Linked DNA regions of Homo sapiens: region 2 is linked to region 1. Evidence: read pairs that join two places in POLR2A ChIA-PET (ENCODE). Cell type or tissue: Caco-2. All regions are shown on one strand. Each heading gives the region's core, and the rest is flanking DNA. Links, peaks and the distances in the headings are about the cores only.

The links. ChIA-PET counts read pairs that join two places held together with the same protein. Peaks named below come from ENCODE experiments on the same cell type or tissue, not always from the same donor. Only the 100,000 strongest peaks of a DNase experiment are listed, where the experiment ranks them.
Region 2: POLR2A ChIA-PET joins it to region 1 with 10 read pairs; 2 of 35 experiments call an interaction of 5 or more read pairs at or near these places.

What each region holds. Positions count from the first base shown.
Region 1 is chr12:8,752,709-8,768,726 of GRCh38, reverse strand. It overlaps RIMKLB (ribosomal modification protein rimK like family member B), which reads right to left. Exons shown (of 6, transcript NM_001297776.2): 5 at 14,634-14,837. Among named protein-coding and RNA genes, the nearest start is that of LINC02972, 28 kb to the left of the region's middle. In Caco-2, for the core only: no CTCF peak of the experiment used is centred there; no DNase peak of the experiment used is centred there.
Region 2 is chr12:8,818,886-8,834,717 of GRCh38, reverse strand. It overlaps A2ML1 (alpha-2-macroglobulin like 1), which reads right to left and starts at 12,097. Exons shown (of 36, transcript NM_144670.6): 1 at 12,005-12,097; 2 at 11,353-11,536; 3 at 10,836-10,998; 4 at 4,939-4,991; 5 at 36-56. The coding sequence starts at 12,066. It overlaps A2ML1-AS1 (A2ML1 antisense RNA 1), which reads left to right and starts at 3,412. Exons shown (of 2, transcript NR_046715.1): 1 at 3,412-4,056. RefSeq lists enhancers at 1,890-2,633, 5,606-6,348 and a silencer at 15,051-15,345. In Caco-2, for the core only: no CTCF peak of the experiment used is centred there; DNase peaks (open chromatin) are centred at 2,501 and 4,886.

The DNA.
Region 1 (16,018 bases), core at 2,913-10,912:
ATTATTACAGAAGGGTTTCAGAAAGTGATAAAAGCTATTACTGCAAAAGGAACTAGGATGAGAAAGGTTCACGGCTCAGTTTTACTTAGCTATCCTTTATTCCAATGTTACTTTACCAATATAGAATGCCCTAGGAAAAGACTGAAAACTCCCCAATACATTAAATAAAGCCAGCATAACCTTAATATCAAATGTGATAAAGTTTTTTAAAAATAATAATATTGGCCAATCTTATAAAAACAGATGAAAACATTCTAAGGCAACCCCCTTTGGGTCCCCTCCCTTTGTACAGGAGCTCTGTTTTCACTCTATTAAATCATGCAACTGCACACACTTGTGGTCCGTGTTTGTTACGGCTCGAGCTGAGCTTTTGCTCACTGTCCATCACTGCTGTTTGCCACTGTCCCAGACCCACCGTTGACTTCCACCCCTCCAGATCCAGCAGGATGTCCTCTGTGCTCCTGATCCAGTGAGGCACCCATTGCTGCTCCTGATCGGGCTAAAGGCTTGCCATTGTTCCTGCACAACTAAGTGCCTGGGTTCTTCCTAATCGAGCTGAACAGTAGTCGCTGGGTTCCACAGTTCTCTTCCGTGACCCATGGCTTCTAATAGAGCTATAACACTCACCACATGGCCCAAGATTCCATTCCTTGGAATCCCTGAGGCCAAGAACCCCAGGTCAGAGAACAAGAGGCCTGCCGCCATATTGGAAGTGGCCCTGCCGCCATCTTGGGAACTCTAGGCACAAGGACCCCCTGGTAACATTTTGGTGACCACGAAGGGACCTCCAAAGCAGTGAATAATATTGAACCACTTTGGCTTGCTATTCTGTCCTATCCTTCCTTAGAATTGGAGGAAAATACCAGGCACCTGTCAGCTGGTTAAAAATAATTAGCATGGCCGCCAGACTTAAGACTCAGGTGTGAGGTTGTCTGGGAAAGAGCTTTCTAACAAACCCAAACCTTCTGGATTGGGAGCGTTGGTCTGCCTGGAACCAGCTTCCGCTTTCAATTTTCCTGGGATAGCTGAGGGCCGACTAGAAGCAGAAAGCTGTCATCCCGAACTCCTGGTGTTAGCCGGTTGAGATCATGGCGCAGACAGAAGTCTCTACTCAACAGATGCCCATGCGTACACCCCTACTTTTCCTTCTGACCCATAGCTTCTGGGTCCCGACCACGACTTTCTTGAAAGTGTAGCCCAAAATTCTCCTTACCTCTGAATCTACTTCCTCTGATCCCTGCCTCCTAGGTACTAATGATTCAGACTTTCATTTCCTCTAGCAAGCTGTATTTCCAAAGGGATCTAAGGAAGCTCTACACTGCGTCCTTAGGCCCCTAGGCTACGAAGCCAGAGAGTCTTGTCCCTGGTGTCTCTCCCAATTTAGGCATACAGCTCTCGACATGGGCAGTTATGTGGGACCTGTTCCCCACCACCCTTGCCAGGGCCCCAAGTTTGTAAAGGGCTAGGAGAAAAGAGAAAGAGAGACAAAGGGGGCCAAAGAGAGAAAGAGAAAGATAGAAGTAGTAAAGGAAAAACAGTGTGCCCTATTCCTTTAAAAGCCAGGGTAAATTTAAAACCTATAATTGATAATGGAAGGTCTTCTCCGTGACCCTGTAACACTCCAATACTACCTTGTTGTCAGGGTAAACAAGGGCGTAGCCCGAAAACACTGAGACCACTGACAACTCCGTAGCCTTCCTATCAAAAATCTTTCACCCAGTGACCCATGGATGGGCCAAATGCATTCAGTCGGTAGCGGCAACTGCATTGCTAAAAGTAGAAAAATAATCTTTAGAGGAAACCTCATTGTGAGCACCTCACCAGTTCAGAATTATCCTAAGTCAAAAAAGCAAAAAGTTAGCTTACTAACTCAAATCTTAAAGTATGGGGCTATTCTGTTAGAAAAAGGTGATTTAACATTAACCACTGAAAATTCCCTTAACCTAGCAGATTTCCTAACAGGGGATTTAAATCTTAATTACCATACAAAGGTCTGACCAGACCTAGGAGGAACTCCCTTCAGGACAGGAGATAGAGGGTTCCTCCCGGTGACTGAGGAAAAAAACACAGTGGGTATTCAGCAATTGATAGGGAGAATCTTGTGGAAGCAGAGTTAGGAAAATTGCCTAATAATTGGTCTGCTCAAACCTGCGAGCTGTTTGCACTCAGCCAAACCTTAAAGTACTTACAGAATCAAAAAGACTCTATCTCAATCCCGACTCAAAAGGTTACCTACACCCTCTCTGAAACAAATTTGCCTAAGAACTGTTGTTTATGGGAATGCATGTTGATGGGGCAGCTGGGGTGTTATGAAATGCTCAGGAACCCAGCCCAGCTCTAGAATTCACCTCTGAGTGCAAAGGCAACGTTGGGCACGCTGGTAAAGGACCACTAGAATCCAGCAGCCGGACCCCTTTCTTTGTGGTCAAGAAAGGCGGGAAAACAGGTGCAGGACTGCTACATCAGTGAGCGTAACTAATCCGATAAGCAGAAGTCCATGGGTGGTTACACACCCTGGAAAGGAATAAGCATTAAGACCATAGAGGACGCTCTAGGACTAATGCTCATCAGAAAATGATTTGGGGTGCTGGCATCCCTATGTTCTTTTTTTCAGATGGGAAACATTCCCCCCAAGGCAAAGTACATCTCCTAAGATGTACTTTGGAGAATTGGGACCAATTTGACCCTCAAACGCTAAGAAAGAAATGACTTATATTCTTCTGCAGTACTGCCTGGCCACGATATCCTCATCAAGGGGGAGAAACCTGGCCTCCCGACGGAAGTATAAATTATAACATCTTACAGCTAGACCTCTTTTGTATAAAAAAAGAGGCAAATGGAGTGAAGTGCCATATGTACAAACTTTCTTTTCATTAAGAAACAAGTCACAATTATGTAAAAAGTGTGATTTATGCCCTACAGGAAGCCCTCAGAGTCTACCTCCCTATCCCGGTGTCCCCCCAGCTTCTTCCCCAACTAATAAGGACCCAAAAGGAGATAGACAAAGGGGTAAACAATGAACCAAAGAGTGCCAATATTTCCCGATTATGCCCCCTCCAAGCAGTGCGAGGAGGAGAATTCGGCCCAGTCAGAGTGCATGTACCTTTTTCTCTCTCAGACTTGAAGCAAATTAAAATAGACCGGGGCAAATTATCAGATAACCCTGATGGCTATATTGGTGGTTTACAAGGGTTAGGACAATCCTTTGATCTGACATGGAGAGATATAATGTTACTGCTAAATCAGACACTAACACCAAATGAGAGAAGGGCCGCCATAACTGCAGCCCGAGAGTTTGGTGATCTCTGGTATCTCAGTCAGGTCAATGATAGGATGACAACAGAGGAAAGAACAATTCCCCAAGGCCAGCAGGCAGTTCCCAGTGTAGACCCTCACTGGGACACAGAATCAGAACATGGAGATTGGTGCCACAGACATTTGCTAACTTGCGTGCTAGAAGGACTAAGGAAAACTAGGAAAAAGCCTACAAATTATTCAATGATGTCCACTATAACACAGGGAAAGGAAGAAAATCCTACTGCCCTTCTGGAGAGACTAAGGGAAGCACTGAGGAAGCATTCCTCCCTGTCACCTGGCTATTAAAGGCCAACTAATCTTAAATGATAAGTTTATCACTCAGTCAGCTGCAGACATTAGAAAAAAACTTCAGAAGTGTGCCTTAGGCCCTGAGCAAAACTTAGAAACCCTATTGAACTTGGCAATCTCGGTTTTTTATAATAGAAATCAGGAGGAGCAGGTGGAATGGGGCAAACGAGATAAGAAAAAGGCCACTGCTTTAGTCATGGCCCTCAGGCAAGCAGACTTTGGAGGCTCTGGAACAGAAAGGCTGGGCAAATCCAACGCCTAATAGGGCTTGCTTCCAGTGTGGTCTACAAGGACACTTTAAAAAAGATTGTCCAAATAGAAATAAGCCGCCCCCTCGTCCATGCCCCTTATGTAAAGGGAATCACTGGAAGGCCCACTGCCCCAGGGGACGAAGGTCCTCTGAGTCAGAAGCCACTAACCAGATGATCCAGCAGCAGGACTGAGGGTGCCTGGGGCAAGTGCCAGCCCATGCCATCGACCTCACAGAGCCCCGGGTATGCTTGACCATTGAGGGCCAGGAGGTTAACTGTCTCCTGGACACTGGCGCAGCCTTCTCAGTCTTACTCTCCTGTCCCGGACAACGGTCCTCCAAATCTGTCACTATCCGAGAGGTCCTAGGACAGCCAGTCACTAGATACTTCTCCCAGCCACTAAGTTGTGACTGGAGAACTTTACTCTTTTCACATGCTTTTCTAATTATCCCTGAAAGCCCCACTCCCTTGTTAGGGAGAGACATTCTAGCAAAAGCAAGGGTCATTATACACCTGAATATAGGACAAGGAACACCCGTTTATTGTCCCCTACTTGAGGAAGGAATTAATCCTGAAGTCTGGGGAACAGAAGGACAATATGGACAAGCGAAGAATTCCTGTCCCGTTCAAGTTAAAGGATTCCGCCTCCTTTCCCTGCCAAAGGAAGTACCCCCTTAGACCCGAGGCCCAACAAGGACTCCAAAAGATTGTTAAGGACCTAAAGCCCAAGGCCTAGTAAAATCATGCAGTAGCCCCTACAATACTCCAATTTTAGGAGTACAGAAACCCAACGGACAGTGGAGGTTAGTGCAAGATCTCAGGATTATCAATGAGGCCGTTGTCCCTCTATACCCAGCTATACCTAACCCTTATACTCTGCTTTCCTAAATGCCAGAGGAAGCAGAGTGGTTTACAGTTCTGGACCTTAAGGATGCCTTTTTCTGCATCCCTGTACATCCTGTCAATTTTTGTTTGCCTTTGAAGATCCTTCAAACCCAACGTCTCAACTCACCTGGACTGTTTTACCTCAAGGGTTCAGGGATAGCCCCCATCTATTTGGCCAGGCATTAGCCCAAGACTTGAGCCAGTTCTCATACTGAAGGACACTCTTGTCCTTCGGTACGTGGATAATTTACTTTTAGTCGCCCATTCAGAAACCTTGTGTCATCAAGCCACCCAAGCGCTTTTAAACTTCCTCGCCACTTGTGGCTACAAGGTTTCCAAACCAAAGGCTCAGCTCTGCTCACAGCAGGTTAAATACTTAGGGCTAAAATTATCCAAAAGCACCAAGGCGCTCAGCGAGGAACGTATCCAGCCTATATTGGCTTATCCTCATCCCAAAACCCTAAAGCAACTAAGAGGGTTCCGTGGCATAACAGGCTTCTGCTGAATATGGATTCCCAGGTATGGCGAAATAGCCAGGCCATTATATACACTAATTAAGGAAACTCAGAAAGCCAATACCCATTTAGTCAGATGTACGCCTAAAGCAAAAGCGGCTTTCCAGGCCCTAAAGAAGGCCCTAACCCAAGCCCCAGTGTTAAGCTTGCCAACAGGCCAAGACTTTTCTTTACATGTAACAGAAAAAAAACAGGAATAGCTCTAGGAGTCCTTACACAGGTCCGAGGGACCAGCTTGCAACCTGTGGCATACCTGAGTAAGGAAACTGATGTAGTGGCAAAGGGTTAGCCTCATTGTTTATGGGCAGTGGCAGCAGTAGCAGTCTTAGGATCTGAAGCAGTTAAAATAATACAGGGAAGAGATCTTACTGTGTGGACATCTCATAATGTAAACAGCATACTCACTGCTAAAAGAGACTTGTGGCTGTCAGACAACCATTTGCTTAAATATCAGGCTCTATTAAAGAGCCAGTGCTGCAACTGTGCACTTGTGCAACTCTTAATCCAGCCACATTTCTTCCAGACAATAAAAAAAAGAACATAACTGTCAACAGGTGATTGCTCACACCTACGCCGCTTAAGGGGACCTTCTAGAGGTTCCCTTGACTGATCCCGACCTCAACTTGTATACTGATGGAAGTTCCTTTGTAGAAAAAGGACTTCGAAAAGCAGGGTACGCAGTGCTCAGTGATAATGGAATACTTCAAAGTAACCCCCTCACTCCAGGAACTAGCGCTCAGCTGGCAGAACTAACAGACCTCATTCAGGCACTAGAATTAGAAGGAAAAAGGGTAAATATATATACAGACACTAATATGCTTACCTAGTCCTCCATGACCACGCAGCAATATGGAGAGAAAGGGAATTCCTAACTTCCAAGGAACACCTATCAAACATCAGGAAGCCATTAGGAGATTATTCTTGGCTGTACAGAAACCTAAAGAGGTGGCAGTCTTAAACTGCCGGGGTCATCAGAAAGAAAAGGAAAGGGAAGTAGAAGGGAACCACCAAGACGACACTGAAGCCAAAAGAGCCGCAAGGCAGGACCCTCCATTAGAAATGCTTATAGAAGGACCCTAGCATGGGGTAATCCCCTCCGGGAAACCAAGCCCCAGTACTCAGAAGAAGAAATAGAATGGGGAACCTCACGAGGATGTAGTTTCCTCCCCTCAGGATGGCTAGCCACCAAAGAAGGAAAAATACTTTTGCCTGCAGCCAACCAATGGTAGTTACTTAAAACCCTTCACCAAACCTTTCACTCTCGCTGCACCTCCTCCTTGCCGCTGTACTACCAGTAGCTCCCTTTACCAAGAGCTTCTATGGAGAATGCAGCTTCCCAGAAATATTGACGCCCCATTGTAGTTTTTCTAAAGGAAACCCCACTTTCACCACCCACACCCATATGCCCCTGCACTTCAGGTCATACATTTCAATTCCTGTATCTTTAACCTCCTTGTTAAGTTTGTCTCTTCCAGAATCAAAGCTATAAAACTACAAATGGTTCTTCAAATGGGGCCCCAGATGCAGTCCATGACTAAGATCTACCGCAGACCCCTGGACCGGCCTGCTAGCCCATGCTCCGATGTTAATGACATCGAAGGCACCCCTCCCGAGGAAATCTCGACTGCACGACCCCTACTATACCCCAATTCAGCAGGAAGCAGTTAAAAGCAGTCGTCAGCCAACCTCCCCAACAGCACTTGGGTTTTCCTGTTGAGAGGGGGGACTGACAGACAGGACTAGCTGGATTTCCTAGGCCAACTAAGAATTCCTAAGCCTAGCTGGGAGAGGTGACTGCACTCACCTTTAAACACAGGGCTTGTAACTCAGCTCACACCCGACCAATCAGGTAGTAAACAGGGCTCACTAAAAGACAAATTAGGCTAAAGCAGGCGGTAAAGAAATAGTCAAATCATATTATCGCCTGAAGAGCACAGGGGGAGGGGCAATGATCGGTATATAAACCCCAGGCATTTGAGCAGGGAGCGACAATCCCCTTTGGGTCCCCTCCCATTTTATGGGAGCTCTGTTTTCGCTCTATTAAATCTTGCAACTGAAACAAAAAAAGATCTAAATAAAATATGAAAAAAACAAATTCGGTAATTTTTGAAAGAACAGTAAGCTATCCAAAGAAGGTTTATTTTTAAAATGCAAAGGGCAATTTGGAAAAACAAATTCTTTTTTTTTTTTTTTTTTTGCTATCTCCCCCTCACCCTCTCGTCTCAACCACCTGAGTTAACCGGGTTTACAGGCATGTGCCAGCATGCCAAGCTAATTTTTGTATTTTTTGTAGAGATAGAGTTTAGCCATGTTGCCCAGGCTGCTCTCAAACTCCCGAGCTCAAGGCCCACCCTGGCCTCCCAAAGTGCTGGGATTACAGGAATAAGCCACTGCACCCGGCCAGAAAAATTATTTTTAATCTAAAATATATCAACATAATCCATCACACCAAGAAATTAAAGGTCTTAAGGATCCTTATTAGGATAGCTAAATAAAACTGAGCTGTGAACCTTTCTGGTCCTAAATTAAAGATGCCAAGATGGCACAGCAAAAGAAACTACCATCAGAGTGAACAGGCAACCTACAGAATGGGAGAAAATTTTTGCAATCTACTCATCTGACAAAGGGCTAACATCCAGAATCTACAAAGAACTCAAACAAATTTACAAGAAAAAAACAACCCTATCAACAAGTGGGCGAAGGATATGAACAGACACTTCTCAAAAGAAGTCATTTATGCAGCCAACATACACATGAAAAAATGCTCATCATCACTGGCCATCAGAGAAATGCAAATCAATAACCACAATAAGATACCATCTCACACCAGTTACAATGGCGATCATTAAAAAGTCAGGAAACAACAGGTGCTGGAGAGGACGTGGAGAAATAGGAATGCTTTTACACTGTTGGTGAGACTGTAAAGTAGTTCAACCATTGTGGAAGACAGTGTGGCAATTCCTCAGGGACCTATAACTAGAAATACCATTTGACCCAGCCATCCCATTACTGGGTATGTATCCAAAGGATTATAAATGCTGCTGCTATAAAGACACATGTACACGTATGTTTATTGTGGCACTATTCACAATAGCAAAGACTTGGAACCAACCCAAATGTCCATCAATGATAGACTGGATTAAGAAAATGTGGCACATATACACCATGGAATACTATGTAGCCATAAAAAAGGATGAGTTCATGTCCTTTGTAGGGACATGGATGAAACTGGAAACCATCATTCTCAGCAAACTATCGCAAGGACAAAAACCAAACACCGCATGTTCTTACTCATAGGTGGGAATTGAACAATGAGAACACTTGGACACAGGAAGGGGATCATCACACACGGGGGCCTGTTGTGGGGTAGGGGAAGGGGGAGGGATAGCATTAGGAGATATACCTAATGTAAATGACGAGTTAATGGGTGCAGCACACCAACATGGCACACGTATGCATATGTAACAAACCTGCACGTTGTGCACATGTACCCTAGAACTTAAAGTATAATAAAAATAAATAAAAAATAAAGATGCCAAGATGGCACAGGATAAAATCTGACAATCATCCCTCCTAAACACTCTAATAGAATCTCTAATAGAATCAATCTCCTTAAATATAGTATCCTAAATAGCAAAACACTAAACCTATTTCAGTGGAAATCAGAAACTAGACAGAAATCACTGCAATCCTTATTGCTTAACACTATACTGGAGGTTCTAAAGCAGTGGTTCTCAACTGGGGAGAATCTGGAAATTGTATGGTGGCATTTCTGCTTGTTTGAGATCTGGGGCGGACATATTGGCATTTAGTAGTCGTTGGTCAGAAATGCTATGCAAAAGACAAAACTGCCCAATTTAAAACTAAGCAAATATAATGAAGAGCAATACATACACAAGTAAATACAAATGACCAAATAAACTATGAAAAGATTCTCTCATCGTTCATGGTGAGAAAAATACAAATTAAAATAGCCATAAGATAGCAATTAATTCTCATCTGATTGGAAAAAAAATTGCAAGTTGAAATGCAAAAAGTTATGGGCTTTTTAAAAAGTAATCTGATTGATTATTTAGAGACGGAGTCTTGCTCTGTTGCCCAGGCTGAAGTGCAGTGACACGACCTTGGCTCACTGCAACCTCTACCTCCCAGGTTCAAGTGATTCTCCTGTCTCAGCCTCCTGAGTAGCTGGGACTACAGGTGGCTGCCACCATGCCCAGCTAATTTTTGTATTTTTAGTAGAGATGGGGTTTCACCATGTTGCCCTTTGGTCTCAAACTCCTGACCTCAAGTGATCCTCCCACCTCAGCCTCCCAAAGTGCTGGGATTACAGCATGAGCCACTGTGCCTGGCCATACATTTTTTTAAATATGTATTTTGTTCCATCAATTCCAACCTTGATGAGACTTATCAAGACAAAGGCACCAGTATATAAAGCAAAGCATATTCACAGGATGTTTATAGTATTATTGCTCACAATAGTAAAACACTGAATACAAATTGCAATTCAATTCTGGCAAACAAGGTAGAGAGGCTCTTGCTCTATCAGATATCTACCCATAGTACCAAAAGAATAAAGACTGGTATTCATACATAAAAAGCACGATACAATAGACTAAGGGACCTTGCAATAGACCAATGCACATATGGAAATTAAACACGTTACAAAGTAGTAATAAACAGACTATTCAATAAGTAGTGTTCAGACAACCGGTTATTCATTTCGAAAAAAGAAAACAGGATCTCCTTCATGATGCTGAACAGCAAAATCAATTTCAGGTAGATTAAAGTCCTAAACACGGAAAAGCTTTTAGAAGACTATTCAAGAACTGAACATGACCAAAGGGTGGAGAAGAATTTCTTCAATTTAAAAATAGTAGAGAATATAAAGAAATAGATGAATATGCTTGACATTAAAAGGGACAATTTTTGTCCATCAAAATCTATAATCAAAAAAAAGAAGAAGAAATACCACAGACTGGGATGAAAATACTGTACTTACAATTCATATAACTGACAGAAGAATTTGAAGTCAGATTAGATAAATCTGGTCAGGTGCAGTGGCTCAAACCTGTAATCACTGGACTCTGGGAGGCTGAGATGGGAGGATCACTTGAGGCTAAGAGTTCAAGACTAGCCTGGGTAACATAGCAAGACTTCACCTCGATAAAAAATAAGGTATTTTTATAAAGGAAAAAAAGAAAAAGAGCCTGCAGATCAATACAAAAAAGGAAAAAAAAAATCTCGATTAAAAAAGGACACAAAGGACCTGAACAGGCAATTCATAGATGAGATACCAGAATATGCACTAAAAAAAAGCAAACAGATGCATAATCTCAACAGTGAGAGATAAATTAAAATAATGACATGACAGGCCAGGCGCAGTGGCTCACGCCTGTAATCCCAGCTCTCAGGGAGGCAAGAGGCAGGAGGATAGCTTGAGCCCAGGAGTTCGAGACCTGCCTGGGCAATATAGCGAGACCCCATTCTCCAGAAAAAGGAAAAAAAAAAAAAAGACAAAAGTTCACATTATTTTGGCAGGTTTAATGTCTACCGACCTTACAGGTTGGCAAGAAGTTGGCACTATAAGAAACTATTCAATGAGGAGAAATTCTAAGGTAGTATGCTCACTTTGGAGAATCATTTGGCAATATCTAGTAGAGCTGAAGTTATTGTAATACACTACAACACAGAAATCCCACTTCTGGGTGAATGGGCTAACCCAGAAATACTCTTGACGATGTATCTAAGGATGAAGTTTTATAACATAAAATAATAACTAGTTTAGGAATACAGACAGAAGAACTAAAAGTACATTATAGGAAAGATAAATACCAAGTTCAGGATGTGGGGAAGAGAGAAGAAAATGATCAGAGAGAGTAAACAGATAACTATATTGACAACTTATTTCTAAAGCTGGTTAATGGGTGCAAAGGAATCCTTTATACCTTTTTGTAAGCCTCAATGATCTCAAAACAACTTTTTTTTTTTTTTTTTTTGAGACAGGGTCTTGCTGTGTCACCTAGGCCAGAATGCAGCCTCCCAAGTAGCTGGGACCAGAGGTGTGAATCACCACGTCTGGCTTATTTAATTAATTAATTTTTTATAGAGATGGGGTCTCTCTACATTGTTCAGGCTGGTCTCAAACCTCAGGGCTCAAGCCATTCTCTTGCCTCGGCATCCCAAAGTGTTGGGTGGGGGACTACAGGACTGAGCCACAGCACCTGACCTCAAAACAAACTTAATGAAAAAAGTATACTTCTTAATATAAAACTAAGTTACTTTCTAAAGTTCCTTTTGCCTGAACTATGAAGAGTAACTATTAATTAAATCTCAATGTAGTAAAGTAAAAGTGACTCATAAAAGAAAAGATGCCATTTAGCTCTCTTCTAGCTAGTCAGCAGGACGTGTTATAATGAAAAATTAAAATGAGACATGAAGAGCTAATTCAAGGAGGCAGAAGTCATTTTTCAAGAATAGGAAGTAGGCTGGGCACGGTGGCTCACACCTGGTGGCTTCCAGCAATTTGGGAGGCTGATCACTTGAGGCCAGGAGTTCAAGACCAGCCTGGTCAACATGGTGAAACCCCATCTCTACTAAAAATACAAAAATTAGCCCAGCATTGGGGTGCACACCTGTAGTCCCAGCTACTCAGGAGGCTGAGGCACGAGAATTGCTTGAACCTGGGAGGCAGAGGTTGCAGTGAGCTGAGATCACACCACCGTACTTCAGCCTGGGTGGCAGAGCAAGACTCCATCAGAAAAAAAAAAAAAAAAAAAAAAAAAGTAGAAAGTAAAATTAATATAACCAATATCTTTCAAATCTTCACTGTGTTCTTACTCTATCATGTATTCTGAATAAGCCACCATATTGAATTTCATACTTATCAATATATTGCCTTTTCTTTAGTTTTACTAAATGTTTGTATTCCCAACACTGCATTGTTTAGTTTTGCATATATTTAAATTTTATATAAATGCAATACATGTATTCTCTTCTTTGACTTGCCTTTTTAAATGAACATTATGTTTCTGAGATTCATCCATGTGATTATAGATCTCAGAGAGATAAGTAGGAATCTGGGGCCTGGTAGCCAGGGCAAGAACTTAAAATTTTTCTGGGAATGAAACTGGGGAGCTATTGGAGGAATTTTTTTTATTTTTGTTTTTGAGACAGGCTGGAGTGCAGTGGTACGATCATGGTTCACTGCAGCCTCGACCGCCCAGGCTCAAGCAATCTTTCTGCCTTAGCTTCCTGAGCAGCTGGGACCACAGGTGCATGCCATGATGCCCAGCTAATTTTTTTTTTTTTTTTTTGAGGCAGAGTCTCACTCTGTTGCCCAGGCTGGAGTGCAGTGGTGCAATCTTGACTCACTGCAACCTCTGTCTCCTGGTTCAAGAGATTCTCATGCCTCAGCCTCCAGAGTAGCCGGGACTAAACAGGAATGTGCCACTGCACCTGGCCAACTTTATATTTTTAGTAGAGATGGGGTTTCACCATGTTAGCCAGGCTAGTCTTGAACTCCTGGCCTCAAGTGATCCATCGACCTTGGCCTACGAAAGTGCTGGAATTACAGGTTTGGGCCACCAAGCTTGGCCCCAGCTAATTTATTTTTATATTTTGTAGAGACAGGGTCTCTCCCTCGATTGCCCAGGCTGGTTTTGAACCTTGAGGTCAGGATGATCTTCCTGCCTCAGCCTCCCCAAGTGTTGGGATTACCAGTGTGAGCCATTGTGCCCGGCCCTATCGGAGGATTTTGAGCAAAGGCTGATTTGACTTGCAATGTAAAAGCATCCGTCATATCACTGCGGTGTTAGGAAGAGATTAGGAGGGAAGGGTAGAAGCAAGAAGACCCCTTAAGGGGCTACTGTAGGTAATCCAAATAAGAGAAGGTGGTATTAGGAGTGCAGATGGTAAAAAATGGTCAGATTTGGAAACATTCTGAGTAGAGATTTCAAGGGGTTCCTGACAATTTGAATATGAGGTATAAGAAAAGAGAGGGACCAGGATGCCTCTAAGGATTTGGGTCTAAATCAGAAAAACAGAGCTGTCATTAACCAATAGAGAGAGGCTGGATGTGGTGGCTCTCATCTATAATCCCACAAGTTTAGAAGGCCAATGAAGGAGGATTACTTGAGCCCAGGAGTTTGAAACCAGCCTGAGCAACATAGGGAGACCCTATCTCTACAAAAAAAAAAAAATGTAAAAAATTAGCCCGGCGCTGGGTGTGGTGGCTCATGCCTGTAATCCCAGCATTCTGGGAGGCCGAGGCAGGCATATCACCTAGGTCAGAGGTTTGAGACCAGCCTGGTCAACATGGTGAAACTCCGTCTTTACTAAAAATAAAAAAATTAGCTGGGCATGGTAGCAGGTGCCTGTAGTCCCAGCTACTCAGGAGGCTAAGGCAGGAGAATCACTTGAACTCATGAGGTGGAGGTTGCAGTGAGCTGAGATTGCACCACTGCATTCCAGCCTGGGTGACAGAGTGAGGCTCGTTTCAAAAAATAAAATAATTAGACGGGCATGGTGGCATGTGCCTGTGGTCTCGGCTACTTAGGAGGCTGAAGCAGGAGGATCGCTTGAGCCTGGGAGGTTGAGGCTGCAGTGAGCTGTGATCCTGCCACTGCACTCCAGCCTGGGAGACAGACAAGACCCCATCATTCACTCACTCATACATACATACATATATACATATATAAGAATAAAATGATAAGGAGATAACTACAGGTAGAACACATTGTAAGGAGTTCAGTTTTGGAGATACTGAGTAAGCAATTCCTTATATAAACCTGGAGGTGGAGCAGGGAAAAAAGCCTAAATTGGAGATAGAAATTTGGAAATAATAAACATACAAATGGTATTTAAAGTCATGAGCTGTACAAGATTACTAAGGAAGTGATATAAACAGAGAAGAGGAGGATAAAAACCCAAAGCCTAAGCTCTGATGTACCTAACAATAAGAGATCTGAGAAAATACATATTTAAGAAAATCAAAATCAGCAATCTTGTTTGGACCAATGGGTAAAATGGGTTATGACATCTTATAGGAACTCCAATTATATACAAAATAAGTACATCACCAAAGAGGGAATCTCTTAACTTTTGTCAGATAACCAATACATGTGTAAATTGGGTTACAAATTGAGAACGGGTGAAGGCAGATTTAATATGATTCAGTGAAACAGAATTATATTACTAGAAAAATAACTCAAGAGTTTAATTACATTGATGGCATGTGTAAAAATCATATTTACATGTAAAAGGAAATACGTTTTTCAACTTATTAAGAAGGTCTAGAGTTACATACATATGAATACTCACTGGACAATTATAAATGTTACTTTATATACTAGAAAGATAATTGCATTATTTTTACCTAATGAGCAGTTGCTTTGCATTCTCCCATCTGTTGAACAACGTAACATGGTGCCAACCACACGGCCTCCCACGACAATGACACGTACATCCCGTCCATGAGACTCTTTAACATACTTCTGGAACAGGTATGGCGCTTCATGGCGAATAAGATGGCTTAGATCAGCCAAATGGTGCTTATCTCGAGCCAAGAAAACAGCTTTACCTATGATTGAAAAGAATAAAAATACATGTTAAGTCATCAATTGTGGGCAGATGATACCTATTATCTGAATCTTCTTGTATCACAATCTGCTATTTCAGAACCAACTACATTTTTTTTTTAAGTTTTCTTTGTTAGAACTGTTTTAACAGTGAAATAATACAAAAATATATAAAGACAAGGTAAATAGTCTCCTTTTACTACTCCCTAAACTCTTTCATGACAAACTAAAATTTATTTTGATATATGCTGAGGCAGGGGTCTAGATTTGTACTTCTCCCCAGGTTAGCCAATAATGAAACCTTATTCACTAGCAAATCTTTTTATCTCTGAATTAAAACATGTGTGATATATTATTATAGAATACATTAATATACGATATTAGGATATAGTAATATAGCAGTATGTTACCTCAATTTATTTCTGAATTCTCTAGCCTGTTCCACTGCTCTATTTGTCTATTTCTGTGCCAACGGAAGTGGCTGTTTTTGATATATGGTTCTAAATTCTTCCCATGGTGGGGAGGGGAAAGGAGGGATACTGAATCTATGTCACTTCTGGCTGAATCTAGGAGGGCTTGTGATTGCTCCAAACAAGAGAATATAGCAGAAGTAATTCTATTATGACTTATGAGGGTAGACCATAAAAGGTCATACAGATTCTTTGTTCACTTTAGCATTCACTGCAGGAGGCCTGAGACTCTTGGCTGCTCTACTGGAGAAGCCAAATATAAAGAATCCAGTCAATAGTTCCAGTTGAACTCTGATCCAGCCATCCCTGCCGAAACACAAAATATGTCACTGTACTCAGACTGATATATCATTTTATGCCTTAAAATCCTACCTTAGGCTGGGCGCAGTGGCTCACACCTGTAATACCAACACTTGGGGAGGCCGAGGCAGGTGGATCACCAGAAGTCAGGAGTTCGAGACCAGCCTGGCCAACATGGTGAAACCCCGTCTCTACTAAAAATAGAAAAAACAAAGTAGCTGGGCGTGGTGGCAGATGCCTGTAATTCCAGCTACTTGGGAGGCTGAGGCAGGAGAATCGCTTGAATCTGGGAGACAGAGGTTGCAGTGAGCTGAAATCACGCCACTGCACTCCAGCCTGGGCAACAAGAGCAAAACTCCATCTCAAAAAAAAAACAAAAAACAAACAATAACAACAACAACAACAACCTACCT
Region 2 (15,832 bases), core at 1-8,000, 69 kb before region 1:
CAACTGACAGAGAAGAGAAAGAAACTTCCGCTTACCTGTAGTTCCACCATGGAGTACTGAAAAGGAAAACCAGATAATGCGGGTTAAAGAAGGTTGACAGCAATAAGAATAAGTTTGCTGAAAGCAAAAGTTCACAAAGAATTCTTCCTTTCCCTCTTGCCCATTTCTTCATTTCTTCCTTTCTAAATGGCTCTTTTGTGCCCTGAAAAGAATAACAATGGGGGCACAGACTTCTTGGGAGGGAAACAAGGCAGGAGGAGGGTAAGAGTGGGGGCAGGAATCTCAAAGGAATTGCCAGTCTCCAAAAGATTTGAAGAACTGGAGCGTCAGACCAGTCTCAGTACCCTGTGACTGAGCTCTTGCACAAGAAACATGCCCTAAAAGAAGTATTAGCACCAGGGGGTTCCTCAATGTTTAAACCTCTTCTTGGTAGCCAACCATCTCCTGGCTTCTTCCTTTACCATCTGAATGCTTGTGGGCAGGAAGCTTACTTTCAAGCATTGCAAATAATTATTTTTAAAATTGTTTGAAATAGTTCCATTGGAGAATCATGTATCACTTTCCTCAAGACAGTAGTTGCTAAATAGATGTGAAACCATTAAGTTTGTGAGGAACAGGTCATTGTGCTTGCAACTAGATGAGATTGAAAGCTGGAATTCAGTGAATAGCAGGAGAGGGGCTCAGAGAGACTGCAAAGGTATTCAAAAGAGAAGACCAGTTTGGATCTAACTTGGAAAGAAGAAAATGAAATCAAGACAGTCCTTGATTTTTTTATTCTTGGGCCAAGTGTCATGTGATGCCAACCAGTGAAGAAGCTGAACCACTAAATACAAATATCAGCCTTGATAGTAGGGATAATGGCAATTCTTCAAAAAAAGCAAAAAATAAGGAGATCTAAGGATCACGATGAGCTAGGACTTCCACAAACCTGGGCTATATAAACATCAGGAGGAGAATATCACTAAGATTGCTATAAATTTCCATAAAGTCAAAACAAAACAAAACAAACAAACACTTCTTTAGGCCAGACACGGTGGCTCACACCTGTAATCCCAGCACTTTGGGAGGCTGTGGCGGTTGGATCACCTGAGGTTAGGAGTTCAAGACCAGCCTGGCCAACATGGTGAAACCCCTCTCTACTAAAAATACAAAAATTAGCCGGACATGGTGGCACATGCCTGTAACCCCAGCTACTCCGGAGGCTGAGGCAGAAGAATCACTTGAACCCGGACAGTGGAGGTTGCTTGAGCCGGGATCATGCCACTGCACTCCAGCCTGGGTGACAAAGTAACTCAAAAACAAAATACAAAACAACAACAACAAAAAACACTTCGATAACAAAGTACTTTTCTCACACAGGGATCAAGAATCAGGAAAGACATCAGTTGGCCAGAAATAGGCTCTGGAAGAAAATAAGTGTTTCACTAGGAAAGTAGCATTGCTGAGGCCAGGCATGGTGGCTCACGCCCATAATCCCAGCACTTTGGGAGGCTGAGGTGGGCAGATCACCTGAGGTCAGGAGTTTGAGACCAGCCTGACCGACATGGTAAAACCACATTTCTACTAAAAATACAAAATTAGCCAGATGTGGTGGTACATTCCTGTAAACCCAACTACTTGGGAGGCTGAGGCGGGAGAATCCTTTGAACCCAGGAGGGGGAGGTTGCAGTGAGCTGAGATCCCGCTACTGCACTCCAACCTGGGCAACGCAGCGAAACTCCGTCTCAAAAAAAAAAAAGGAAAGTAGCATTTCCGACTGGAAGTTGCCTGGAGTTTCTGAATAACTGAGTATAGCAATCAAGTTAGACAGGGTCAGTTAATATCAGGCTTACTTTACTTGTTTGGGGATTAAATATTGTGCTGTGTAAATGAAACTGACTTTGCAAAATTAAAACTGAGGAAACGATGACAGTGAAAGAAATCAGACCTAACCAACGCTATCTTGCTTCTAAGCAGTTCCACTCCTCTCACCTTAGGTACCCTCACTACGCCCCCTCTCAGCAGGAAGAAGCCAGAACAATCGACAGCCTTTTCCCATCTTCCTAGCCCACACCTGAAGATTAAGGTGTTATAAAACCCAAAGGGAGGGACTGAAGCCGCCTTTGCAAAATTATAACTGAGGAAACTATGAAAGTGAAAGATGTCAGACCTAACCGACTCCATCTTGCTTCTAACTTGTAAGCTGTCCTTGTGGATTCCTGGGTGTAAGCCAGACTAACTTTGGGAAGGAATTCAGTTCATGGTTTGACTCTGAAACAAAATTGATAACAGCCCTTTCCCAAAAAGACCCCCTTCTTGCCCGGGGACCAGTCTGCCTTTGCAGGACTAACAAATTAGCTACAAGATTAGAAATTACACTTTAGGGGTCATGCAGCCTCTGACTCCAAGAGTCTGAACCTCTTCAAATTGCTCCTGGGGAGAACATCACTGTTGTAAAACCCAAGATCAGCGCCTGAGATGTTCTGCAGACCCTGCATTCAGTGGATCAGCTGACACCACCCAGACCAGTAATCTGGCTCAACCAGTTCTGCCATCCCACCCAGGAGGAGGAAAACAGCAAGAAAACCTCACTTTGACCATCTATGACTCCATCTCCAACCTGACCAATCAGCACTCCCCACTTCCCAAGCCCCTACCTGCCAAATTATCTTTAAAAACTCGATTTCCTGGCCAGGCGCGGTGGCTCACGCCTGTAATCCCAGCACTTTGGGAGGCCGAGGCGGGCGGATCACTTGAGGTCGGGAGTTCAAGAACAGCCTGACCAACATGAAGAAACCCCGTCTCTACTAAAAGTACCAAAATTAGCCGGGCGTGTTGGCGCATGCCTGTAATCCCAGCTACTTGGGAGGCTGAGGCAGGAGAATCACTTGAACCTGGGAGGCAGAGGTTGCGGCGAGCCGAGATCGCGCCATTGCACTCCAGCCTGGGCAACAAGAATGAAACTCCGTCTCAAAAAAAAACAAAAACAAAAACAAAAAAAAACTCGATTTCCAAATGCTCAGGGAGACTGATTTGAGTAACAGTAAAACTCCAGTCTCCCACACAGCCGGCTCTGGGTGAGTTACTCTTTCTTCATTGCAATTCCCCTGTCTCGATAAATCAACCCTGTCTAAGCAGCAGGCAAGGTGAACCCATTGGGTGGTTACATAAACACAATTTTTATCCTAGCTTTCTTGGTAAAATTCCTTTTGTTAATCTCAGTGTTTCAACTGAATTTGGAGGGAGAGTTTGGCTGGAGAAATAGAGTGGGGAGGAAGGAGTAATTTCACAAGAGAAAGAGCCTAACTGCAGAAAACAGAACACCTGGAAGTAATCCCGCTTCATTTGAATCGTAACAGGGGTAGTTAATGAGATCAACCCTGAGGGTAAGTGAGTCTAAAATAGTGCTGCTGCGGGCCACGCTTTGAACCCAGCACTTCCTTGTTGCAGCTCTAGAGAAAACAGTCTGTTAAGAAGTAAGCACTCAGGCCGGGTGCAGTGGCTCAGGCCTATAATCCCAACACTTTGGGAGACCAAAGCGAGAGAGGCCAGGAGCTCAAGACCGGCCTGCGCAACAAGGTGAGACCCCCGCCCCCCACAACTCTACAAAAAAATAAAATAATTAGCCAGGTGTGGTAGTGCACACCTGTGGTCCCAGCTACTGGGGAGACTGAGATGGGAAGATTACTTGAGCCCGGGGCAGGGTCAAAGCTGCAGTGAGCCATGACTGCCACTGCACTCCAGCCTAGGTGACAGAATGAGACCTTGTCTTAAAATGTTAAAAAAAAAAAAAAAAAGTAAGAAGTACTCAACGTTATACCTACCAAAGAAAAGCCATAGGTGATGGGAAGGAGGAAGTAAAAGGAAATCTATATTGGGAAAGAGAGTAGCGGGTAGGGCATTACCAATCATAACAAGCTAATAACTCCCCTGCACATAGGGAAAGGAAACAGCAGCTCTGAGAACACGGAGATGGAAAATGGAAATCATGCTTTCTCTATGTTTATCTCTAAAAGTTTCATTTGAATACACAGGCTGGGACAGACGGAAGAGGAAGAAAGCAGGGGTGTCCGGGAGGTAAGTGTCTCAGAAGCATGTAGAAATGACACATGCTCCAACTTGAAATCAAACCTGTGGTAAGGCTTATGATTCTAGGGATGGGGAGTCCAAGGAAAAATCAAATATTCGCAAAATGTTGCTACATTTTAAGCTTTGGCATGTATTTATTTAATGTTGCCCTAAGAGAATTACCTACTTTGTAAATTATTTTGCCTCATAGAAACAGAGTGGAAGCGGACATTCTCCTTTCTGCCTTAAAAAAAAAAATGCTTTTGTCAGTCCTGAAGAAAAGGTCTTGAAGTTTGCGAAAACTCTTAAAATGAAAGGGGGCTGAGCATGGTGGCTCTTGTCTGTAATCCCAGCACTTTGGGAGGCCGAGGTGGGTGGAACACTTGAGGTCAGGAGTTTGAGACCAGCTTGGCCAACATGATGTAACCCTGTTTTTACTAAAAATACAAAAATTAGCCAGGCGTGATGGTGCGCGCCTGTAATTCCAACTATTTGGGAGGCCGAGGCAGGAGAATTGCTTAAACCCAGGAGGCAGAGGTTGTAGTGAGCTGAGGTCACGCCATTGCACTCCAGCCTGGGCCACAGAGCGAGACTCTGTCTCTAAATAAACAAATAAATAAAATAAAATGACAAGGAGCATAACCATCTCTCAAGAACCTGATGAATGTGTAGATACTGAAGCTGAGAACTGGTTACCTCTGCTTGTTCCTAGGCTGATTTAGGCTAGCTCCCTGAAGCTCGCCCAGCACTTCCAGTCCCACGCACACAGCAGTCTCCAACCCAGAGGGCCTCGCCTTGCCACGCCCAGGCTGAGAGGACTTCCACCCTAGAGAATCTCTCATCCTTTTCCCTGTTCTCCCTGCGCCACTCCTTCTCCTCCTCCCAACTCACCTTGTCATTCACTGGAACGAAGTTGCTATCCATGGTGACAATGCGGAAATACACTGGAAAGGAACAGGCATCATTAGCAAAGGGGATGTTTCCTGGCTCAGAATTTTTTTTTTTTTTTTTTTTTTGATACAGGGTCTCACTCTGTCACCCAGGTTGGAGTGCAGTGGCACAACCGTGGCTCACTTCAGCCTCAAACTCCTGGGCTCAAGTGATTCTCCCACCCCAGCCTCCGGAGTAGCTGGGACCACAGGCAGGTGCCACCACACTTGGCTAATTTTTGTAGAGACAGGGTTTCACCATGTTGGCCAGGCTGGTCTATGAACTCCTGACCTCAGGTGATCCACCTGCCTTGGCCTCCCAAAGTGCTGGGATTATAGGCGTGAGCCACCGCGCTCCGCCTCCTGCTCAGAATCTTTCCTCTATCCCTCCTCCTTCCTCACACATGCTCTGAGTCAGCAAAACCCCAACAGGTTTTACTTTTTTACAAAACCTGCTCTGAGAGTAAGGTAAAGTCCAAACACAGGCCTGGAGCTCAGGAGGCAGAGCAAGAGGCAGAATAGAAGCCTCCATTGACCACCCTCCTCATCCCCCACAGTAACACCAAACTGAACAACTGCCCACGCAAAACAGCACTGTCATAAGAACCAAAAATCAGAAGAGTGATCACAGTGCCTGGTTTTAACTTTATATCACTGAAAGAGGCACTGAAGAGGGTAGAAAAGACACACTTGAATTGCTGATTCACCCCCTCCCCGCCATCCCCCAGCAGTGACTGTGGTACAGAGACAGAATCGATGAGCTTGAGGGCGGGAGAGCACAGTGACTGTGGGACTTGGCTTTAGAATGCAATGCTGCCCAATCACAGGGGAAAGCACACAGGGCAGAACTCAGCCAGTGCCCATGGAGGGAGCATTTAGACCAGCGTTAGCCAGGGGTGAACTGCCCATCCCAGCGGTTGGAAGCTGAGTTCCGATTAGCCCCTGGGGCTCTAAATACTCAGCAGTGATAGCTGGGCAGTACTTGTCGTGGGCCTTGGGTGAGACTCAGAGACATGCTGGCTTCCAGTGATTCAGCACATTCCCAGCTGTGGTGACTATGGGGAGAGACTCCTTCTACTTGAGAAAAGGAGAGGGAAGAGTCAAGGGGACTTTGTCTTGCAGCTTAGGTACCAGCTCAGCCACAGTGGGGTACAGCACCAAGCAGGCCCTTGGGGTCGCCAGTTATGGGCTGTGGCTCTTGGATGCCATTTCTGGACCTGCTGTTTGTCAGAGGAGAGCTCACTGCCCTGAAAAGAGAGTCCCAGGCCAGGCACCATTCACCACAAGCTGGTGAAAGGAGACTTTGGGCCTCGAGAGAATACTGGAAGTATCCAGGCAGTACTCCTGTGGGCCTGGAGTAGTGGTGGCCACAGAGAGAGACTCCTCTGTGAAAAGGGGAAGGAAGAGTGGGAAGGACTTTGTCTTATGGCTTGGGTGCCAACTCAGCTGCAGTAGAACAGAACACCAGGTAGATTCCTAAGGTTTCTGACTCCAGGCCCTGGCTCGCAGATTACATCTCTGGACCTTCCAGGGTCATGGGGAACTCACCACCCTGAAGGGGAGGACACAAGCCTGGCTGGCTTTGTCACCTGCTGACTGTAGAGCCCTAGGGCCTTGAGCAAACATGGGCAGTAGCCAGGTACTGGTTACCACAGGCCTTGGGTGAGACACAGTACGGTGCTGGCTTCAGATCTGACCCAGTGCAGTCCCAATGCTGGTGGCCACAGGGGTGCTTGTGTCACCCCTCTCTCCAGGCAGCTCAGCACAAAGAGAGAAACTCTGTTTGTTTTGGAGAAAGTAAGGGAAGAGAACAGGAGTCTCCTCCTGGTAATCTGGAATTCTTCCAGATCTTATCCAAGACCATCAAGGAGGTACCTCTATGAGCCTTCAAGAGCCACAGAGATACTGAGCATGGGGTCCTCCCTAATGCAGATGAACTGCAGAGTCCAAACACTTAGATTACGACACCCAAGTCCCTTCAAATACCTGGAAAGTCTGCCCAAGGAGGACAGGTACAAACAAGTCCAGAATGCCAAGACTACAATAAATACCTAACTCTTCAATGCCCAGACACCAATGAACATCCACATCAAGACCATGTTGGAAAAAATTACCTCACCAGATGAACTAAATAAGGCACCAGCAACCAATCTCCCAGAAACAAAGATAGTGATCTTTCAGATCGAGAATTCAAAATAGCTGTTTTGAGGAAACTCAACAAAATTTTAGATAACACAGAGAAAGAATTCAGAATCTTATCAGATAAATTTAACAAAGAGAAAAAAAAAGAGGTATTGACTTTAAAGAGGAGGTTGAGAGAGAAAATGAGATGGAAAGTTTATTCAAAGTGAAAATAACAGAGAACTTTCCAAACCTAGAGAAAGATATCAATATTATTATTATTTGAGACAGTCTCGCTCTGTTGCCCAGGCTGGAGTGCAGTAATGTGATCTTGGCTCATGTGACCTCCGCCTCCCTGGTTCAAGTGATTCTCCTGCCTCAGCCTCCCCAGTAGCTGGGATTACAGGCACAGGCCACCTTGCTTGGCTAATTTGGTATTTTTAGTAGAGACAGGGTTTTGCCATGTTGGCCAGGCTGGTCTCGAAATACTCATCTCAGGTGATTTGCCCACCTCAGCCTCCCAAAGTGCTGGGATTACAAGCATGAGCCACTGAGCCCAGCTGAGAAAGATATCAATATTAATTACAAGATTATAGAACACCAAGCAGATTTAGCCCAAATGAGTCTACCTCAAGACATTTAATAATCAAACTCCCAAACATCAAGGAATAAAAAACAAAAAAGAATCCTAAAAGTGCAAGAAGACAGACGTGGTGGCTTACGCGTGTAACCCCAGCACTTTGGGAGGCTGAGTGGGGAGGATAACTTGAGGTCAGGAGTTGGAGACCAGCCTGGCCAACATGGCGAAACTCCATCTCTACCAAAAATACAAAAATTAGCCAGGGGTGGTGGCGCTCACCTGTAAACCCAGCTACTCGGGAGGCTGAGGCAGGAGAATCACTTGAACCCAGGAGGCAGAGGCTGCAATGAGCAACCATTTATTGCATTCCAGCCTGCGCGGCAGAATGAGACTCCATCTCAAAAAACAAAAAAACAAAAACAAAAATTAGCTGGGCATGGTGGCGCATGCCTGTACTCCCAGCTACTTGGGATGCTGAAGCACAAGAATCACTTGAACCCAGGAGGCAGAGGTTGCAGTAAGCAGTGATCCCGCCACTGCACTCCACAGCCTGGGCAACAGAGGGAGACTCTGTCTCAAAAACAAAAAAAATTCAGTAACATTTCTATATGCCAACAGGGAACAATCTGAAAAAGAAATTAAGAAAGATAATTCCATTTACAATAGCTATAAATAATATAAAATACCTAGGAATAAACTTTACCAAAGAAGTGAAAGATCTCAACAATAAAAACTATAAAATACTGATGAAAGAAATTGAAGAGGACACACAAAAACATGAAAAGAGATTTCATGTTTCTGGATTGGAAGAATTGATATTGTTAAAATTCCGTACTACCTAAGGCAATCTACAGGTTCATTGCAATCCCTATCAGAATACTAATGACATTCTTCACAGAAATTCTACATCCTAAATCTTAGGACTTTTGTAAAAAAAATCATAAAATTTTTATGGAACCATAAAAGACCTAAAATAACCAAATCTATTCTGAACAAAAAGAACAAAGCTGGAAGAATCACATTACATGACTTCAAATTATACTGCAAAGCTATAGTAACCAAAACAGCATGGTACTGTCATAAAAACAAATACATAGACCAATGGAACAGAATAGAGAACCCAGAAACATGTCTAGGGTGAACTCATTTTTGACAAAGGTGACAAGTGTATACACTGGAGAAAGCACAGGCTCTTCAATAAATGGTTCTGGGAAAATTGGATATCCATATGCAGAAGAATGAAACTAGACCCTCATCTCTCTCCATATAGAAAAATCAAGTCAAAATGGATGAAAGATTTAAATCTAATACCTCAATCTATGAAACTATTATATATAAGAAAACTTTGGGGAAACTCTCCAGAACATTGGTCTGGGCAAAGATTTCTTGAGTAATACCCAAGGAGCACAAGAAACCAAAGCAAAAATGGACAAACAGGATCACATCAAGTTAAAAAGCTTCTGCACAGCAAAGGAAACAATCAACAAAGAGACAACCCACAGAATGAAAGAAAATATTTGCAAACTACCCATCTGACAAGGGATTAATAACCAGAATATATAAGGAGCTCAGACAGCTGTATAGGAAAACATCTAGTAATCAGATTAAAGAACGGGCAAAAAGATCTGAATAGACATTTCTCAAAAGAAGACATACAAATGGCAAACAGGTATATAAAAAAGGTGCTCAAATCATTGACTGTCAGAGAAATGTAAATCAAAACTACAATGAGATATTATCTCACCCCAGTTAAAATGGCTTTTTTCCAAAAGACAAACAATAATAAATGCTGGTGAGGATGTGGAGAAAAGAGAACCCTCATACACTGTTGGTGGGAATGTAAATTAGTACAACCACTATGGAGAACAGTTTGGAGGTTTCTGAAAAAAACTAAAAATAGAGCTTCCATATAATCCTGCAAGCCCACTGCTAAGTATATATACAAAAGAAAGGAAATCAGTATATCAAAGACTATCTGTGCTGCCATGTTTATGGCATCAGTATTCACAATAGCCAAGATATGGAAGCAACCTAAGTGTCTATGAACAGATGATAAAAAATGGATTAAAAAATGTGGTACACATACATAATGGAGTACTATTCAGCCATAAAAAAGAATGAGACCCCATCCTTTGCAACAGCCTGAATGGAACAGGAGGTCATTATGTTAAGTAAAATAAACCAGACACAGAAAGACAAACTTTCCATGTTCTCATTTATTTGTGGGAGCTAAAAATTAAAACAATTGAAGTCGTGGAGATAGAGAATAGAATAATAATTTTTAAGTGTGTGGAAAAAAATAAGGTAAAAGGAAAAAAATTTTTTTGAAAGAGAGAGAGAGAACAGAATGATGGTTACCAGATGCTGGGAAGGGTAATGGTGGGCAGGATGAGGGGTGGGGTGGGAATGGTTAATGGGTACAAAAATATATTTAGCTAGAATGAATAAGATCTAGGGATCTTGTAGTTTTTAGCACAAAGAGTGACTACAGTCAACAATAATTTATTGCACATTTAAAAATTACTAAGAGAGTATAATTGGATTGTTTGTAATACAAGGAAATGATAAATGCTTGAGGTGATGGATACACATGTACCCTGATGTAATGATTACACATTGTGTGTGTGTATAAAAATATCTCATCTACCCCATAAATATATATACACCAGCTATGTACCCACAAAAATTTTAAATAAAAAAATAAAAAAAACCCAAACATAGTTTCTTTTCAGGGTGCCTGACTTTGAAATCTCAGAATGAAGTGCCCCTGTAAGGACGAATGAACAAATACAAAAAAAAAAAAAAAAAAAAAAAAAAACCCCAGTAGCTCAAGCCAAATGCCCTCAGTGCTTTCTTAGCCATTTACAAGCAGTTTGTTGTAAGGCCCAGCAACCCAGTTATACTTGCCAAATTCTATTCCAGAAGAAATGTGTACTTTTGTTTTAGATACACAAACTCAGTAGCAACCCCCACCTACTTCTCTTGCTTGTGTAGCGCAGCATGTATTCAACACTTGCACTACTTAATCCCCCCAGATTTTCCTCTCCTCTGCACTCCTTTTTTTCCAAAGCCTACTGTCAAACCACAAATCCCCTCTTTACCCCTGTGCACAGCGGTTTCCCCAGGTTTTAGTCGAACCCCAAATATGTGACTCTTACCTTGCTGCCCTGGGGTGTAGAGAGGTTTGTCAGTCTGTACAAAGGTGCCGTTCCCCTGCCTCTGAATTAGAACCTTTTTCTTCTCCTCAAAGCTGATGTTATTTCCAACTCCCGACACCCGGATTGTGGCCACTTCTTCTGTGCCACCAGCAGGAGGTGGTACCTGACCAAGAAAGGGGACTTCTGGGGAGGGGTAAGGGATTGGGGGAACAGAATCAACTGGTCTCAACCCAACAGTGAGTTAAAGGAAAGAGCTGAGTTAGATGGGGGTAGCAAGGATAGAGACATAAAACAAATTACCACGAGGAAGAATTAAGGTCAGGAACTAAAGGGAGAAATCCTAGGTCGAGGAAACCGTGGGTGAGTTATAGCCGGGGATTGAGGTTAAGTTGAGAAAAAATAGGTTTAGAGGCCGTGGCAAAAGATAACAGAAATTATACTTAAAGTAGATTATAGTGAGCCTAGGGAGGAGAATAGGCAAGTAAGGGATTCGAGTGAGGGCTGAGTCTGTGCTTACAAGAAAGGAGATACAATGTAAGTGCCTCTTCTTCAGTCCAGAGTATTCTAGCAACTTCTGGGTCTTGTCCTTGGTCTCCAGAGTAACCGTGAATTTAACATCACTGTACCCAGGGCTCAGGTCCAAACAAACCTTCTGAACGGAGGGGAAATTTAGCCGGGCTGGTAATGTCACCAGGTAGTTTCTATTAAAGGAGCAGAAGGATTTCAGGGCAATAATGATTCATTCACTCGAAAAATCCAGCACTCTCCTAAGCGCTCAGCAAGTAGCAGTGAATTAGACAGACCAAGCCCCTGCCTTCCTTATGCACCTCATTTTCTACAAGAAGCAGAGGGGCAACGACTCAGTGCACAGTCTTCAACTTCCGCCATCAGGAGGCCCTCACCGAGCACACATGCCTAGAGCACCAAGGAGGAAATTAGGCCTATTTCAGAAAACAGGGCACATTTTAATATTTATCTTTTTTAAAGCTTCCTCTTCATGCGTCAGCCTCCCTCTCTGGGTAAAGGATCAGTGGAACCAAAGAAGAGAAAAAAGGAGGAGGAAATTAAGATAAACCAAAGTTGATCTCCCCATCTCCATATAAATGTTTGAGAAAGTTAGGCGAAGAAGCCGCTGCCCTAATAAACCAATTCTGACACCAAGCACTCACGGAAGTTCTTCTGCAATGGCTGGTGATAGGGCCAACATTCCTAGAAGGAGCTGAGCCCACATCTTTGTGGGTGAGACAGATTTTTCCAGGGTCAGGGGCAGAGATCGCTCCGCGTAGCTTTATATACTAATTCCAGGTAGGGTGTGCAGTGATGACTGATGCTATAGTCAGTCACCTCCTGGCACCTGGAACACAGGAGGACTGTGTTCCTCCTTCTGTAACCACCAGGTTAGGTGGTGGACCAGGGTAGGGCCACTATTCACTTCTTTAAAGTTGTTTCTGCCTGGAACATCCATACTGGTTCAGCCAGTTTTGGGGGAAAACCAGAGCTGAGTATTCATAATGGTAAAGCTCTCAGAACATATTTTGAACTCCTCCCTTTTTTTCTGGTCTCATTCCAATTCCTGTTCTCATTTAATGTCCTTATTTTCTTTTATTATTCAATTAAGGTGTAGTTGGGAACACGGGTATGAGAACAGTTTCAATAGAAAAGCAGTAAACTTGGCCGGTCACAGTGGCTCACGCCTGTAATCCCAGCACTTTGGGGGGTTGAGGTGGGCAGATCACCAGGTCAGGAGTTCAAGACCAGCCTGGCCAACATAGTGAAACCCTGTCTCTACTAAAAATACAAAGAAAAAAAAATCAGCTGGGCATAGTGGTGGGTGCCTATAGTCCCAGCTACTTGGGAGGCTGAGGCAGGAGAATCGCTTGAACCCGGGAGGTGGAGGTTGCAGTGAGCCGAGATCATGCCACTTTACTCCAGCGTGGGTGACACAACGAGACTCTGTCTCAAAAAAAAAAAAAATTAATACTACTCAGTATTGTTGTGACTGTATGGAAATAGGGACACACACAGTCCTAGAGAAAATAGAATGTGGATAACTTTCTCATGGCAATTTTGTAATACACACCAAAGCCTTTGAGATTTGCATATTCTTTCACTCAGCAACTCCTACTCTGGAAATGTTTCTTAATGAGGAAAAAAAGGACAGCATGCATGTATGCACAAGTGTAACACTGAGTTTTTTCACACTGTTCTTTCTTTTTTTTCTTTTCTTTATTTTTTATTTTTTTGAAGTAGAGTCTCACTTTATCACCCAGGCTGGAGTGCAGTGGCACAATCTCAGCCCACTGCAGCTTTGACCTCCTGGGCTCAAGCGATCCTCCCACCTCCACCTCCTGAGTAGCTGGGACCACAGGTAGGCACCAACACTCCTGGCTAATTGTTTTGTATTTTTAATAGAGACAGGGTTTCACCATGTTGCCCAGGCTAGTCTCGAACTCCTGAGCTCCAGGGACCACCTCAGCCTCCCAAAGTGCTGGGATTACAGGTATGAGCCACCGTGCCCAGCCCACAGTGTTCTTTATGATGGTAATACTTAGAAGTCACCTAAAATATAAATTAGTCTAAGTGCAGTGGCTCATGCCTATAATCCCAGCTTTTGGGAGTCAGAAGCTGGAGGATTGCTTGAGCCCAAGAGTTTGAGACCAGCCTGGGCAACATAGTGAGACCCCGTTTTGTAACCACCCAATGGATTCACCTTGCTTGCTGCCTAGACAGAGCCGATTTATCAAGACAGGGGAACTGCAATGGCAAAAGAGTAATTCACGCAGAGCCGGCTGTGTGGGAGACTGGAGTTTTATTATTACTTAAATCCTTGAGCCTTCGTGGATCAGAGTTTTTAAAGATAATTTGGCAGGTAGGGGCTTGGGAAGTGGGGAGTGCTGATTGCTCAGGTTGGAGATGGAATCATAGAGGGTCGAAGTTAGATTTTCTTAATGTCTTCTGTTCCTGGGTGAGATGGCAGAACTGGTTGGGCCAGATGACTGGTCTGTGTGGTGTCAGCTGATCCCATGGAGTGCAGGGCCTGCAAAATAACTCAATTACTGATCTTAGGTTTTACAGCAGTGATGTTATCCCCAGGAGCAATTTGGGGAGGTTCAGACTCTTGGAGCCAGAGGCTGCATGACCTCTAAACTGTAATTTCTTTTTTTTTTTTTTTGAGACAGAGTCTGGCTCTACCGCCCAGGCTGAAGTGCAATGGCGCGATCTCGGCTCACTGCAAGCTCCGCCTCCCGGGTTCACGCCATTCTCCTGCCTCAGCCTCCCGAGTAGCTGGGACTACAGGCGCCCGCCACCACGCCCGGCTAATTTTTTGTATTTTTAGTAGAGACGGGGTTTCACCGTGTCAGCCAGGATGGTCTCGATCTCCTGACCTCGTGATCCGCCCGCCTTGGCCTCCCAAAGTGCTGGGATTACAGGCGCGAGCCACTGCACCCGGCCTCTAAACTGTAATTTCTAATCTTGTAGCTAATCTGTTAGTCCTACAAAGGCAGACTGGACCCCGGGCAAGAAGGGGGTCTTTTTGGGAAAGGGCTGTTATCAATTTTGTTTCAGAGTCAAACCATGAACTGAATTCCTTCCCAAAGTTACTTCGGCCTATGCCCAGGAATAAACAAGGACAGCTTAAGGGTTAGAAGCAAGATAGAGTCGGTTAGGTCTGACTTCTTGCACTGTCATAATTTCCTGTTACAATTTTGCAAAGGCAGTTTCAGTCTGTATAAAACATTTCTTTAAAATTAGCTGAGTGTGGTGGTGCACGCCTGTAGTCCCAGCTACTCTGGAGGCTGAGATGGTAGGATTTGCTTGAGCCCAGGGGTTCAAGGCTGCAATGAGCCATGATAGCACCACTGCACTCCAGCCTGGGCAACAGTGAGAACTTGTCTCATAAAATAAAATAATAAAATAGATTAGCCAGGATGCTCTCTGGGACCAATGATCATCCTATATCAAACCAGCCTAAACAAAAAAGTGTTTTTGGTAACTGGAATGGATCCAACAGGAAGAATGAGCTTATGGAACCAGAGCACCTTGAAAAACTTGACAGCCCAGGAGTGGAGACGTGGTGCAGCCAGGGCCGACTCCTCCCAGTCCTTCTCTCTTGTGTACTTGTCTCTGATTGGTTCATTTTCTCCTACTGCACACAAGCTTTTCTTCAAGTCGTAGGGAGGACGGCAGCTGGGAGCCCTCAAGCCATATTCGTTCAGCTCCACGACCCCAACTGACAAAATTTTTCACCTATGTTATAGAAATTCCCGAAGAAGGACTGTGTTCCTCCCTCTCTCGCTGGCTCACCTCTGAATCAGTCACTGTAGTCAGGAGGGTATGATAGGCAGGGCCTGGGTCATTCTCCCACCTAAAGGCCAGGGTGATGGGGTACTGTGATTGGCCACCCCTTTAGAACCACAGGGAGTTGGGGAGGGGAAATTGTTCAAAGAAATCACTACAGTAGGAAAAGTGTTGGTGTAAAGAGCTGCAAACATAAAACATTAAGTCTATTACAATGCCCCATAAAGAGTTCGGTTGAATAAACTGTCATGTTAATATAAAGCAATACTCTGCTGCCATTAAAAATAATGTTTTCATGATAAGGGGAATTATTTGCAATGCTAATTGAAAGGGGTTGGGGCTGGTGCAGCGGCTCACACCTGTAATCCCAGCACTTTGGGAGGCCGATCCGTAGGAGCTCGAGACCAGCCTAGTCAACATGGCGAAACCCTGTCTCTCCCAAAAATACAAAAATTAGCCAGGCATGGTGGTGGGCGCCTATAATCTCAGCTACTCGGGAGGCTGAGGCAGGAAAATCACTTGAACTGGGGAGGTGGAGGCTGCAGTGAGCTGAGAGCATAACATTGCACTCCAGCCTGGGCAACAAGAGTGAAATTCCGTCTCAAAAAAAAAAAAAAAAAGAAAAGAAAGGGGTTGGGGAAAGTGATACAAAACGACATGTGGCAAGTTCCACTTTAACTTGGAATTTGAAAGGCTAG